Regions from separate parts of the Homo sapiens genome. Here region 2 is linked to region 1. The links are chromatin loops, found by intact Hi-C in ENCODE. Cell type or tissue: B cell. All regions are shown on one strand.

Region 1 (8,000 bases):
TTCCAAACCTTAATTAGTTTCCAACGTGGTTAAAAGCTACATGGATCTTTCCATCATTTATTTAATGACACAATCAAATATATCAATAATGTAGATTTATAACTATTAGAAAATATTTTTACCTTCACCATTTTTTGTGTGTGTGTTAAAGCAACACACCTGTCAAAACAACCTAATACTACAGTGAAAAACATGGAAGAAATGTTCATGTTGACCTAGCCTACCATGTCATTGTTTGAAAATTACATAATGGAAAAATGGCCAGCATTATTCCAGCAAAAATTAAACTAAATTTAATCATATGGAATAAGTTAAATATAAGTTTGCCTAAGTTAAGGATAACATATGATGAAAAAGCCAGGCCATGTAATATTAGGAGCTTCAGTCACTGCCCTTACCTCAACTCTTGCAGCAGCCCAGGAGCCTTGAGCCACTACTCTCCCATTGGATAAGAAGCTGCATAAGGAAGAAGAAAGGCCATTCAGGGGCTTTCTGGCCCCATAATTCACAACTGCCACCACCCCTACGGCCTACAGTCATACTTTAGTTATTAGAGAGCAGAGGGTGGCCTGGATTATTATGACCTTCACTATATATAATTTTAACTTCAGAGGGTTATTTTGAATATCCACCTATTCAAAAAAAAAAAAAAAAGGCAAAATGCATAGTATTTCTTCTGTCTATGTTACGGGATTTTTAATATAGTCAGTTATCTTTTCTTCACAAAAACAGACCAAAGGAATTATTTCTAGGAATGATTCAATCCATTTGCTCTGTCATTTGTATGTGATTTAAAAAATTACTATGTCCATCACGTTCATTCAAAAGAACTCTATAAGCACAGGATAGTATCACTAAATACTCCTCCATGCTAAAAGCCATCAAGGACTTTGTATTGTTAACCTCTCTGGGCTTCAGTTTCATTATCTGAAAAATGAGGGGTCTGGAGAGGATATGTTAGTTTCCTCCCACATCTAATATTCTATGGTAATATTACCAGGACATATTGTAATAATGCTACCTTCAACTTCTACCATACTACAAAATGTATTTTTACTTCTAACTAAAGTGTAAATATCTATAAGGCAATATTATGCTAACTAAATCATTCTAACAGTGTTTCATTTCTAGAAAAAATTGTAATACTCACTTGAGAGTCTTGATCTTTTAATGTATGCTGTGGCATCTGTTCTGCATCAGATATTTCATCTGAAGACTCATTCTTTCTTTTTTGTTTCTTACCCAATGTAATAATGAGTTTGCTGTTTCAAGAGGAAAAGAATAAAAAGTATGAATTCTTTGAATTTTCCTAAATTTGATTAAATTAAGATTGTCATGATAAACTTTCTTCCACTTTATATCACTTGCATGTCCAACCAAGGATGATAATCATCCTGAAATCCACGTTGACATTTTCAAAACATAAACTCTATTCTAATGGAACAAACACCATCCAATTCTATGTTTGGAAGTATAATTAATGTACTCAGAAGTACAATTAATGTACTTCTAAACACAGAAAGGCAGTCAAGTAGGCCAGGCGCAGTGGCTCATGCCTGTAATCCCAGTGCTTTGGGAGGCTGAGGCAGGTGGAAAAAGGTTAGGAGTTCGAGACCAGCCTGGCTAACATGGTGAAACCCATCTCTACTAAAAATACAAAAATTAGTCAGGCGTGGTGGCAGGCATCTGTAATCCCAGCTACTTGGGAGGCTGAGGCAGGAGAATCGCTTGAGCCCGGGAGGCGGAGGTTGCAGTGAGCCAAGACCGCACCATTGCACTCCAGCCTGGCAACAAGAGCGAAACTCCATCTCAATGAATAAATAAGCAAACAAGCAAGCAAACAAACAAATAAATAAATAAATTTAGCAGGTAAAAAAAAAAAGGCAATCAAGTCTTATTTGTTTTTTAGGCTTAAGATTACTTTTCATAGGAAAAATGTGAGGTGATACAACTGTGTTTACTTTATTATCTTGCAGATTTCCAATGACAGATTTTTTTCTCTTATTAAATTCATATTCCACTTGATTCCTTGAATCCCCCTATTCGTTAAAAGCCTCTACTTCCTTCTGCTCTACAGTAGAAAGACAATTACTTAAGGCACTTTAACAATTTGTTGTTCTTTAATTCTTTCACTTATGTTAAGGCTTATCTTATCTGTACTGTATGTTCCTAAGCATAAGAACTATTATTTTTTATATTCCTAAAGCATGTATGTGTCAGTATATCGTCATATATGTATGTTTATATATATATTGATATTTACATATATACACACCAGATGGAGCTATCTAAAATGAAAGTGGGTTTTTTTGTCTTGATGAGAGGTATAAAAACATAACTCTCACATTTCCTTATCTGCTTCAACAGATGCAGGGGCATGATTTTAAACCACGGTAATTATTAATCAGCAACGTACTATTTTAAATATCTGTATTATAAAAATGGAAAATCTCCCCAATACTTTCAGGTATGATTTATCAGAAAGATATCAGAATTCTTTCAACAACTATTTATTAATGTAGGAGAATTTGGAGGTTAAGAGCATGCACTTTGAAAACACAGGGTCAAAGATTTAAACCCTGACTCCACCATGTACCTATCTGTGAGACATTGGGCAAATTACTTGATCTCTTTTGGCCTTAGTTTCCTTGCCTGGAAAATAGGGATATCATAATAACTACATCTGCTGTTGCTGAGAATTAAGTGGGATAATGTATATTGGCTCTTAGCACAGTCTTGATGCATAGTGATTTCTCAACTAATGCTAACAACTTCTAATTATTCTATGCCAAGCACTTTCCTAGGCTCTAGGATTTGAAAATATAGTGACACAGTTCCTAACCTTAAAGTATCATAGTTAGACTATGATCACAGCTAAAATGCCAAAGTGGGGGTTAGCACAGGATGCAATGTGAACACAAAGGAAGAAGTGCTCACGCTTACTGAAGAGTAAAGGGGGCTTTACAGAAAAGACAACATTTGATATGATGAAAAGAAGTTTAACAGGTAGTGAAAGAAGCGGCAGAGTACATTCCAGGTAGGGGGATACCACAGAAGAGTGAGGAGAACATGCAGTGGTAATAGCATGACAGGAATACACAGAGTACCCCAGAAGGAGGCAGCAGACAGCTGGACAACCAGAATGGGTGAAGATCACAGAAGGCCTTGTATGACACACAAAGAGTTCACATTTTAAGGGCAGCTTTTAAGCTCTTGAGAGCAAGAATTTAAAAGGAATCTGTCTTGTTCATCACTGGCAGCAAATGTTTAATGAATAGGCAGTGAGTTATTTTGAATAAATAAAAAAAATAAAGCAGTTGGAAGATATAAGAATTGTAAGCAAGGGGGCAATGTGATGACAAGGAAGTGAAATGCAAGGAAGGGAAACCGATGATAAGGCAAATGACAATTCAGGGGAGAGAAAAAGATGGTAATCTAGGGCTGTGGGAATGTGGATGAAGAGGTAAAGAAAGATATAATTTTTTATTGTGGAAGTAGAACCAACAGGACTTGGTTATTGACTGGATGACTAGACTTCAGGTGAGAAAAAGTTATAGAATGCTTTTTCCCTATATTATTCTTGTATTGGTATGATTACCACATTCAACAGAATAATGGTAATTCTTACTTGGTGTCTCACCCGCCACTGTTCTGAATATGTGAAGAAAGTAAATAACAGTAAGAAATACAGCTTATGTTGGAAGCAGGAAATCAGAAGAAACACAAAGATATTCTGAAGCAACATTAAGGAACCAACCATAGTTACACTTCATTCCCTCTCACCACTTTCACTGCTTATTTCCTCTCTGTTCTAGTCCCTTTTCCTCCTCTAGTTTCTTTCCTAAAATAAAAATCTCCCTTGAGGCTATATTTACTGTTAGACCCCATATGACCTTGTTCTTCCTCCTTTGTATCCAAAGTTCTCAAGAGTCATTTCCGTTTCATTCCTCAACCAACTATAATCTCAACTCTCAAAACTACTTTTAATATTCATAGCTTCCATTTATTCAATGTTTACTATGAGTCAGCCTCTGTGCTGACTTTACATGCATTCTCTCACTTGATGTTCATACAATTTTAAAAGGGAAGTACTATTATTTTATAAGAAGAAATTGAGGCCTAGAGAAGTTAAATAACTTGCTCAAAGTCACAGAAATAGTAAGAACAGAGACAGAAACTAAGTATGCCTCACTCCAAAGCCTAAACTTCTAATGCTTAAGGACTCAAAAGACTTTTAAAATGGCAAATCCAACAGAGCTTTAAAAAATCATAATGTGTAACTAAGTCCTAACGTGTAACTGTTTCCTTTTGGCCCCTTTCTTGGCTCCCTGACACAAGAGTCTTCTGGTTCTCACTAAACTTGCTTTTACTAAATTTTGGCTCTTCTTCCTGCATCTACGCCTTGAATGTTAGTTTTCCGTAGGATTCAGTCATTGACAATTCTTCTCTGCTAGCCTGTTAAACTTTGGTTTCTCTCAAAGTTCTGTCTTCAGCCGCCTTCCTGTCTCTCCCTGAGAGATTTAATTTAATCTTTTCTTAACTACTACCTAGAAGTTAAAGATCCTCAAATCTCTTATCTCTATTTCAGATTTTTTCCCCACGCTTCATGTTCATATAACTAATTGCTTATTACACATATACATATGGGTATCTCATAGGTATCACAACCTCAATATGCACCCAATCCAATCTCTCATTTTCCGTAACCCTATCAGTGCAAGTTTACTAATATTAAAGTGTAATGCAAAGTCAGAAAAGTGCAAACGTAAGAGTACTGCTCAATTTTCTCAAACAGAAAATATCTGTGTAGCCAGCTTCCAGATCAAGAAACAAGGCATTAGTTTCCCAGAAGTCCCCTCTCATGCCTCTCCCAGTACGAACCGCCTCCTAAGGGTATCCGTTACTTTGCTTGTGAATATTTGCTACATCCTAAGGCACTGGTGCAGATGATTTTTAATGGCAAAGTAAGGGACAATACTAAATAAAACTGGGTAGTAAAAATACATATTTGATACTTCCTCCTACTTGCTATCAATCTCCAACTTAAATGTGTATTTTCAAATAGTTTGTAGATGAGAACAACACACGGAGAGTGTAGTTGTTTAAATAACAATCTCCCATGAAATGGAAATCATGGCCTATTAATACCCTTCATATATTGCTTAAAAAGGTATTTTTTCAATGTTTGATAAGCTAAATGAATTACGTGAATGCACATTCTGATGCAATATCTTATTCATTCAAATCCCAATGAATAAAAACTTCAATGAAATGAGAGGCGGAGATATTTAAATTTTTTTAAAATTTACAAATGACTATGAACTGGTTCCGCTATTCCTTTACAATAGCATAAGGGTTAATGATTAAATGAAGATTCTCTAAGGACAAAGGACTAAGCTGCTTAAACATTTTTATAGATAAATATTACCTAAATCTCTAGAAAATACTAATAAATAAATACTAACTACCAAATAAATCTTAAACACTTGCCCTTTTGAGTGGTGGGGTTAGGTTAGATAAAAATGTTTCCCATCACACCTCAGATAAGCCTTTTGTTATACTAATTATTTGAAAATTTTACTTAAAAACAAAAAAACAACTTTCACTTTATTTTCCACATATTCTGTATTATTCTTCCAACATTGTTCTACATGTCTGGAATAGCATCTTATTTCATGAACTCATTAGTCATTTTTAACAACCCATGCAAAAATCGTTTTCAGATTCTAACTTTGTAAGAGATATTTCAGATATATAGTATTTCCCTACTAAACCTTCTAAATCCAAAATGTTACACGTGCCTTTTCTATTTAAAAAGGGTACGTTTCCATGATAGGAAAAAAGTCAATTCTGAAATCATTTTTGACTGATACAATTCTGGGTTAATTTGGGTGGCATTTTAAAATTAGATTTTAAAAAACCCCAGTAATTCTGAATTAAAAAAAAAAAGAAAGAAAGAAAGAAAGAAAGAAAGAAAGAAAGAAAGAAAGAAAAGAGTATAAGCCAGGCGCAGTGGTATGCACCCGTAGTTCTAGCTACTTGGTAGACTGAAGTGGGAGAAGACTTGAGCCTAGGAGTTCGAGGCCAGCCTGGGAAACAAAGTAAAACCCTATTTCTAAAATATTATAATTTTTTTTTAAATAAAATGATCTATCTATCTAGAGAGAGAGATTTTAGAAATAGGGTTATTTACAATGAACCTTGAAAACTGTAAACCTTACCAATTTATTATAGATTCTAAAATGGTATCTAGGTAATATTACAGAGGCACAATTAATTAGGTTGGTGTCAGATCAGCAGTGCCTAAGTGTTTGGGGAAAGCTTCATGAAAGCTATTTAAAATACAGATTCTAGACAGGTGTGGTGGCTCACGCCTGTGATCCCAGCACTTTTGGAAGCCGAGGAGAAAGGATCACCTGAGGTCAGGAGTTCAAGATCAGCCTGGCCAACATGGCGAAACCCCATCTCTATTAAAAATACAAAAATCAGCTAGGCGTGATGGCACATGTCTGTGATCCCAGCTACTTGGGAGGCTGAGGCAGGAGAATCGTTTGAACCTGGGAGGCAGAGGTTGCTGTAAGCCAAGATCTGCACCACTGTACTCCAGCCTGGGCGACAAAGCAAGACTCTGTCTCAAAAATAAAATAAAATACAGATTCTTTATGAGAAAATGCCCAACAAACTCAAATTGATGTACATTCTACAGAATAACTGGCCAGTATGTTACAAAAATGAAAACATCATAAAAGAAAAAAGTCTGAGGAGCTATCCTAAATTGAAGGAGACTAAGGAGATATGACAACAAAATGAAATGTAGGATCCTGAATTGGATCCTGGCCAACAAAAAAAGGGGAACCGACAAAACTTGCATGAGGTCTGCAGATTGGTTAACAGGATTATTAAAATGTTTATTTCCTGGTTTTGATAATCATGCTATGGTTCATAAGATGTTAACATTTGAGGAAGGTGAGTGAAGAGCTTAAGGGAACTCTGACCTATTTTTGTACTTCTGACATTACTTCAAAATAAAAGTAAGAAAAAAATAACCCATCCAGTTTTGTGGGTCCCAAACCCAGGATTCTGATCTAAAAACGACTCTAATATGACTTTTAAAATATTCCCTAAGAGTTCTGGTGCTCTACCAGGTTTGGGAACCACTGGCTCGGAGAGTAAAAATTAGTATAGAAAACTCTAGAAACAAATATTCAGAATAATACAACTATTTTATATTTATAGAACACTTAAAATTTTAAAGTGCTTTTGCCTACAGTACCTCAGTTGATTCTGAGAAAAACTCTGAGACAGGCAAGGCAGGTAGGTATTGGTCCCACCATACAGACAGGCAGTGTTCAGTTCCAAAAGATGATCCCTTTATTCTCAGATTATGAGTTCCAACATACCTTATTGATTTTAAAATAAAATGACACATATACTCCAACCAGTTAACAGATATCTAATATCAATTAACATAATGACAAAAGAGAAATATGAAACTATATTATCTTTTAGTAAATTTTAAAGATTAAAATTTACCTGACTTTCATAAAATCAGAAATCTCTATTATGTATACAATGACAACAGATAGCCATAAATGTTATCTGAAGGAAATCAGATGTTTCAGTAGCAGAAAAAATAAAATCAGTTAAGCAAAACACCCAATTGCTATAGAACACTCCATTCTTCCATCATGGATTACAAAGAGTTTACTATATTAATTCTAAAATAAAATTTCATTATAAATACATGCTTCAAATAAACTGATAGTTTGCTAGTCTAAGGAGAAATATCCCCAAAGAAAGCAACAAAGTGATACAGAATATATTAATAATAAAAAGCTTTATGCAAATTTTGGTCTTGAAAACATTAAAAGGATCTGTTATCAATGTTAGCAAAATGTAGCAACAGATACTCAGGCAAGGAAAAAACCTAAATATCAAAACATAGGATGTTTCTGACAGCAAAGGGCAATTTCAAACTAAAGTATGAATTTGAAATGTAA
Region 2 (8,000 bases), 240 kb after region 1:
GGCTTCCCAAAGTGCTGGTATTACAGGCATGAGACACTGTACTTAGCTCCGACATTGTATAATTTTATCCGTAAATATTTCAGTATATTTCTATGTAAGAACTATTTAAAAAAAAAACCATCAACACTATAGACATGGTTGGTTTAAGTGTTCATTTATGTGGCTTTTTACTTTTACATTTAGCAATCAAATATTGGTCCCTTCAAAACAAATTTTTTTGGAGGCTGGGCATAGTGGCTCACACCTGTAATCTCAGCACTTTGGGAGGCTGAGGCATGCGGATTACCTGAGGTCAGGAATTCGAGACCAGCGTGGCCAACATGGTGAAACCCTGTCTCTACTAAAAATACAAAAATTAGTGTGGTGGTGCGTGCCTGTAATCCCACCTACTCTGGAGGCTGAAGCAGGGGAATCACTTGAACCTGGGAGGCAGAGGTTGCAGTGAGCTGAGATCATGCCACCGCACTCTAGCCTGGGCAACAGAGTGAAACTCCGTCTCAAACAAAAACAAAAACAAAAATTGTTTTATTTTTTGGAAATGTTACTGGTCTATGAAATCCCCAGATCTAGGAATCACCACTGAACTGTCCCAGGGCTTCTGGCATCATGCTTCATAAGCCTTCAAAATGGTTCTGACTCAGGGAAGACCCAGGCTTTCTGAGACCTGAAGCTGAAACAATTTGGGGGCCTTCTTTAAGATAAATAAGGTGCAGTGGCTCATGCCTGTAATCCCGGCACTCTGGGAGGCCGAGGTGGGTGGATCACCTGAGGTCAGGAGTTCAAGACCAGCATGGCCAAAATGGCGAAACCCCATCTCTACTAAAAAATACAAAAATTAGCTGGGCATGGTGGCACACTCCTATAATCCCAGCTACTCTGGAGGCCAGGGCTGGACAATCACTTGAACCCAGGAGGCAGAGGTTGCAATGAACCGAGATCGCACCACTGCAATCCAGCCTGGGCGACACAGTGAGACTCCATCTCAAAAAAATAAATAAATAGATAAATAAATAAAGCTTGAGTTTTGAATTTATCTTTGAATTTTGTACAAAATTAAAAGTACAAAATAATACTTGAAAGTGAATGTATTTTTACATGAGGAAAGAACTTGCCACACATTACAAAGCTGAAAAGCTGACAAATACCAGAAACCTCACAAAATCCAGAAAAAGAATGCAACGTTTTTTATTAATGAACTGCCTGAGAACCCCCTCTGTTACATTCCCCCTACATTCTTTGTCTGCATACATTCTTTGTCTGATTGCCTCTCCATAGGACAATGATATTATAACATCATGTTCAATAGAGAGAATAGCAAGATAATTCAGTTTTTCCTCTAGGATGATTGTTTGAAATTTGTTTTTTATTATTGATGGTAGGTGGCTTTGCATACAGATAGACTTGCTGTTTGTAGCACTGTCTCTGGTTTGTGCCTTTGCCTGATAAACTCTATTTCTTGAGATTCCATCAACAGAGGTGCATTTATCATTGTAGTCTCAGCAGTCTTGGGCATATTCCCAATGGGAGAGAACTTCCATTTTGATTAAGTTTCAATGAGAAGTGAAACTTCTACTTACGAGTTTGCACATCAGATGTTGGGAAAATTTTCTAAAGATGACTTCCGGTTCTGTGGATTTAATACCACGTTGCTTCTCCACTCTCTACTCCTCACAGAATTCCAGCCCAGGGCTCTGTAGAATGAATTTTTATCCCCACTGGACATCTGGCCCTGCATCTTTGGGTCACTCTTCTGGGTGCTGAGCTACAGAAGTTATCCTGGGAGCTACTCCTATAGAAAGACAGCTAGTCATGGAAGTGACCATGATCCACATAAATATATCATATACCCCTGAACCCAGACCAGATATATCACCAATAGAATTTCCTCTTAGCCTGGTTTCCCAAATACGTGCAGCTTCTCTAAAGACACAGCATGGAGGGAAATATGATGGGGAAGGCAGAGTGGAAAGAAATAGCATTTTTTAACTGATTGTGGCTAAAATATCTTTTTTTTTTTTTGAGACAAGGTCTTGCTCTGTGGCTCAGGCTGGAGTGCAGTGGCATGAACATGGCTCACTGCAGTCTCAACCTCCTAGGCTCAAGGGATGCTCCCATCTCAGCCTCCTGAGTAGCTGGGACTACAGGTGTGCACCACTACACCCAGCTAATTTTTACATTTTTGGTAGAGATGGGGGTCTCACTATGTTGCCCAGGCTAGTCTTGAACTCCAGACCTTGAGCAATTCTCCTGCCTCAGCCTCCCAAAGTGTTGGGATTACTGGTGTGAGCCACTTTGTGAGGCTGAAAATAAATATCTTACTTTTGCAGATTATAGCAGATTATGACTTTCAGAGCACATTGTCACAGCTTCATTAACCTCATGGTAAATTTGGCTCTGCCCGTGACTGCTTTTCTGATCTCATCCCCCACAGTTTCCCATCCTTCATGCTGTTCCATGAACAGACCTGCTTCTGTTCCTGTAGTATGCCAGGAATTGTCTGCCTCAGGGCCTTAGCACTTACTGTTCCTCCTGCCTGGAACACTTTCCCCAGATATCCACACATGGCTCACTTTTGAGTTCCTTCAGCTGTCTGCTCAAATGGCAGCTTCTCACCATCATGTTTAAAATTGCCAAAAGCAATTGCAACAAAAGCAAAAATTGACAAATGGGATCTAACTAAACTCAGGAGCTTCTGCACAGAAAAATAAACTATCATCAGAGTGAACAGGCAACCTAGAGAGTGGGAGAAAATTTTTTTAATCTATCCATCTGGCAAAGGTCTAATATCCAGAATCTACAAGGAACTCAAACAAATTTACTAGAAAAAAGCAACAACAAACCACCCCATTAAAAAGTGAGCAAAGGCAATGAACAGACACTTCTCAAAAGAAGACATCCACGAAGCCAACAAACATATGAAAAAAATCTCAACATCACCGATCATTAGAGAAATGCAAATCAAAACCACAATGAGATACCATCTCATGCCAGTCAGAATGACAGTTATTAAACAGATGCTGGTGAGGTTGTGGAGAAACAGGAATGCTTTTATGCTGTTGGTGGGCATACAAATTAGTTCAACCATTATGGAAGACAGTGTGGTGATTCCTCAAAGATCTAGAACCAGAAATACCATTTGATCTAGCAATCTCATTACTGGGTATATATCCAAGGGAATATAAATCATTCTATTACAAAGACACATGCATACGTATGTTCACTGCAGCACTATTCACAATAGCAAAGACATAGAATCAACTCAAATGCCCACCAACAATAGACTGGATAAAGAAAACGCGGTACATATACACCATGGAATACTATGTAGCCATAAAAATGAATGAGATCATGTTCTTTGCAGGGTCATGGATGAAGCTGTAAGCCATTATCCTCAGCAAACTAACACAGGACCAGAAAACAAACACTGCATGTTCTCACTTATAAGTAGGAGCTGAATAATGAGAACACATGGACTTATGGAGGGGAACAACACACACTGGGGCCTGTTGTGGGTGGGGCGGGGGGAGAGAGAGCAGTAGGAAAAATAGTTACGAAGGCACACGTTTACCTATGTAGCAAATCTGCACATCCTGCACATGGACCCCGGAACTAAAAATAAAAATTAAACAAAATAGCACCCTAAAACCTAGCACCCCACTCTTTGTACCCTACTTTTTCTCAGTAACACTTACCACCTTGACATAATAGATATTGACTCATTTGTTAAGTGTATATCTCCCTCCTGTTAAAATGTAAGCTCATGAGAACAGGGACTTTGTTTGCACATTGGTGTGTCCCCAGCACCTAGACCAGGGCTTCCCTAGAGTAATTGCTGAAGAAATATTAGCTGAATGAATGAAGAGCAATTGGAAACCACTGAAGAATTTTAAGTGGAGAGACATGAGGCTTTCCTGGTTCTGTCAAAAGAAATTACTCTCTCACTTATCTTTCTCCCAGAACATCTTTCCACAATTTTTCTTGAATTATAATTACCTGTCAGTCTAATTTTCTCCAAAAGATTGTTGAGGATAGAGAGTATGTTTAATTCATCAACACACCCCCTACCACATGTATTGCATGAATTAACACTGGTGGAATTAAACGGAAGTTACTATTTCTCTGTACATAAATTCTTGAAATGGCTGTGTTTGGTTTTCTCAGCAAACTAGATTATAAACTGTTTCTGAGTAGGGAAAGTTTCCTTGGCCATTTATGTCCTCTCAGCAGCTCTTAGCAATCAGTACATTGCTCTTCTTAAATAGGGTTCAATCTCTTTGTGTTTCTGTCTATACAATTTCTGTGACTTAATGACATCCAGTTCTCCATTCTAATGAATTTCCAAGCAATTTTTTTTTTCCAAGCAAGTCTCTCTCTTGTCGCCCAGGCTGGAGTGCAATGGCATGATCTTGGCTCACTGCAACCTCTGCCTCCCAGGTTCCAGTGATTCTCCTGCCTCAGCCTCCAGAGTAGCTGGGATTACAGGCACCTGCCACCATGCCTGGCTAACTTTTTTTGTATTTTTATAGAGACGGGGTTTCACCATGTTGGCCAGGCTGGTCTTGAACTCCTAACCTCAGGTGATCCTCCCGCCTCGGCCTCCCAAAGTGCTGGGATTAATAGATGTGAGCTACCACGCCTGGCTCCAAGCAAAATTTATGCATCCATTAGGACACCTAAAGTTTCTATGAATCAAAATCCAACTAAAAGCAGCTTAAACAGGTAGGAGTTCATTATATCAGATGGCCAAAGGGCTGGAGGCAGACTGTCTTTAGGATTGTTTAATTCTATACTCCATTGACATATTCTAGGATACATCTTTCAGCTCTGCCATTCTAGCTTGTCTCCTCATGGTCATGAGATGGCTACAGTGGTTCCCAGCATCATGTTCTCATACAGTGACATCCAGAGGCAGGAGAAGAAACTGCTTCTTCTCAGGTATCTCTTCTAGAAGGGAAACCCTTTCCCTGAAGTCCTGCAGTGTATTTTCCTTTGCTTATCATTGGCTAGAATTGCAACACATGCTCTTGCCTAAACTAGTTTGGTTAGGGAAATGGAAGTGTTCAGATCTGCCTATATTAATTGAGATTCATCCCCTGGCATGGAGGAGGAGGCATTAACCTCAGCACAGAGTCACACAGAGGCTTTGCCCTCTTACAGCCAGGAGGGAGCATATAGGGATGGACTTGGGTTAGCACTGATAGTGTCTGTTATATCTTCTGCTTGTTTGTTCTCCAACCTGCCCTGATTAAAAGGCCTGAAAAATTTGAGGTCCCCAGATCCTTCTTCCCAACCAAAACTTAGGGCCATGCTATTTTTTTTTTGAATTGATCTCTTAAGCAAACAAACAAAAAAGCCCCTACACTAAATACCAAGCAGTGACTTATCTAGTTTTAAAAAGAAACAAAACCAGGTCAGTGAATTTGAATTAAAACTGCACACAGAGCACATTGCTTAGTCTCTCTGTGCCTCAGTTTACTTATCTATGAAATGAGGATAATAGTAATACTTAAGTTATAGGGTTGGTGTAAAGATTAAATACATTATTATACAGTCAATTTTCATTATTTATGGGTTCTGCATTCAAGAATTCTCCTACTCGCTAAAATTTATCAGTAGCCCTTAAATGAATACCTCTGGCAATTTTGTGGTCACTCATGGACATTTGCAGAGAAGTGAAAAAGCTGAGTTGCTCAATGTACATGCATGTTCCCAGGTAAAGTTGAACAAGACAACATTCTATCTTCTTGTTTTAGCTCTCATACTGTAAACACAGGTTCTTTTCATGTCTATTTAGTGCCCCCCTTTTTTCTTCTGCATTTTAGTGCTTTTGTTAAAGATCTTGCTGTTGATTCCCGGGCAAGATGGCTGAATAGGAACAGCTCGGGTCTGTGGCTCCCTAAGAGATCAACGCAGAAGGCGGGTGATTTCTGCATTTCCAACGGAGGTACCTGGCTCATCTCATTGGGACTGGTTAGACAGGGGGTGCAGCCCACAGAGGGCGAGTCGAAGCAGGGTGGGGTGTCACTTCACCCGGGAAGCGCAAGGGGTCAGGGAACTCCCTCCCCTAACCAATGGAAGCCGTGAGGGACTATGCCTTGAGGAACCGTGCATTCCAGCCCAGATGCTATGCTTTTCCCACAGTCTTCACAACCCAGAGACTAGGAGGAGATTCTCTTGGGTGTCTACACAACCAGGGCCCTGGGTTTCAAACACAAAGCTGGGTGGCCATTTGGGCAGACACCGAGCTAGCTGCAGGAGTTTCTTTTCATATTCCAGTGGCGCCTGGAATGCCAGTGAGAGAGAACCGTTCACTCCCCTGGAAATGGGGCAGAAGCCAGGGAGCTGAGTGCTCTTGCTCAGCAGATCCCACCTCCACATGGCCCAGCAAGCTAAGATCCCCTGGCTTGAAATTCTTGCTGCCAGCACATCAGTTTGAAGTCGACCTAGGAGGCTTGAGCTTGGTGTGGGAAGGGGTGCCCGCCATTACTGAGGCTTGAGTAGGTGGTTTTCCCCTCACAGTGTAAACAAAGCCCCTGGGAAGTTCGGACTGGTTGGAACCCACCACAGTGACTCAAAGCTGCTGTAGCCAGACTGCCTCCCTAGATTCCTCTTCTCTAGGCAGGGCATCTCTGAAAAAAAAGGCAGCAGCCCCAGTCAGAGGCTTATAGATAAAACTCCCATCTCCCTGGGACAGAACACCTGTGGGAAGGGGCGACTGTGGGCGCAGCTTCAGCAGACTTAAATGTTCCTCCTTGCTGGCTCTGAAGAGAGCAGCAGACCTCCCAGCACAGAGCTCCAGCTCTGTTAAGGGACACACTGCCTCCTCAAGTGGGTCCCTGACCTCTGTGCCTCCTGACAGGAGACACCTCCCAGCAGAGGTCGACAGACACCTCATACAGGAGAGCTCAGGCTGGCATCTGGCAGGTGCCCCTCTGGGACGAAGCTTACAGAGGAAGGAGAAGGCAGTAATCTTTGCTGTTCTGCAGCCTCCGCTGGTAATACGCAGGCAAACAGGGTCCGGAGTGGACCTCCAGCAAACTCCAGCAGATCTGCAGAAGAGGGGCCTGTTAGAAAGAAAACTAATGAACAGGAAGCAATAGCATCAACATCATAAAAAAAACCAACCACTCAAAAACCCCATCCAAAGGTCACCAACATCAAAGACCAAAGGTAGACAAATCCACGAAGATGAAGAAAAACCAACACAAAGAGGCTGAAAATTCCAAAAACCAGAATGCTGCTTCTCCTCCAAAAGATCACAACTCCTCACCAGGAAGGGAACAAAACTGGATGGAGAATGAGTTTGATGAATTGACAGAAGTAGGCTTCTGAAGGTGGGTAATAACAAGCTCTTCCTGAGCTAAAGGAGCATATTCTAACCCAATACAAGGAAGCTAAGAACCTTGAATAAAGGTTAGATGAATTGCTAACTAGAATAACTAGTTTAGAGAAGAACATAAATGACCTGATGGAGCTGAAAAACACAGCAAAAGAACTTCGTGAAGCACACACAAGTATCAAGAGCTGAATCAATCAAGCAGAAGAAAGGATATCAGAGATTGAAGATCAACTTAATGAAATAAAGTGTGAAGACAAGACTAGAGAAAAAAGAATGAAAAGAAATGAACAAAGCCTTAAAAAATATGGGTCTGTGTGAAGAGACCAAATCTATGTCTGATTGGTGTACCTGAAAACGACGGGGAGAAAGGAAACAAGTTGGGAAACACACTTCAGGATGTTATCAAGAGAACTTTCCCAACCTAGCAAGACAAGCCAACATTCAAATTCAGGAAATACAGAGAACACCACAAAGAGAGCAACCCCAAGACACATAATCATCCGATTCACCAAGGTTGAAATGAAGGAAAAAATATTAAGGGCAGCCAGAGAGAAAGGTCAGGTTACCCGCAAAGGGAAGCCCATCAGACTAACAGCAGATCTCTCTGAAGAAACCCTACAAGCCAGAAGAGGGTGGGTGCCAACATTCAACATTCTTAAAG

What was found. Peaks named below come from ENCODE experiments on the same cell type or tissue, not always from the same donor. Only the 100,000 strongest peaks of a DNase experiment are listed, where the experiment ranks them.
Region 2: it touches region 1 in a loop (5-fold over the local background); 1 of 110 quality-filtered maps calls a loop at or near these places.

The regions. Positions count from the first base shown.
Region 1 is chr16:53,215,906-53,223,905 of GRCh38, reverse strand. It overlaps CHD9 (chromodomain helicase DNA binding protein 9), which reads right to left. Exons shown (of 39, transcript NM_001308319.2): 4 at 1,151-1,262. Among named protein-coding and RNA genes, the nearest start is that of CHD9, 160 kb to the right of the region's middle. In B cell, a CTCF peak has its summit at 3,185; DNase peaks (open chromatin) are centred at 3,125, 3,888 and 6,845; H3K27ac peaks cover 4,072 bases.
Region 2 is chr16:52,973,883-52,981,882 of GRCh38, reverse strand. No RefSeq gene overlaps it. Among named protein-coding and RNA genes, the nearest start is that of CHD9NB, 75 kb to the left of the region's middle. In B cell, no CTCF peak of the experiment used is centred here; a DNase peak (open chromatin) is centred at 4,882.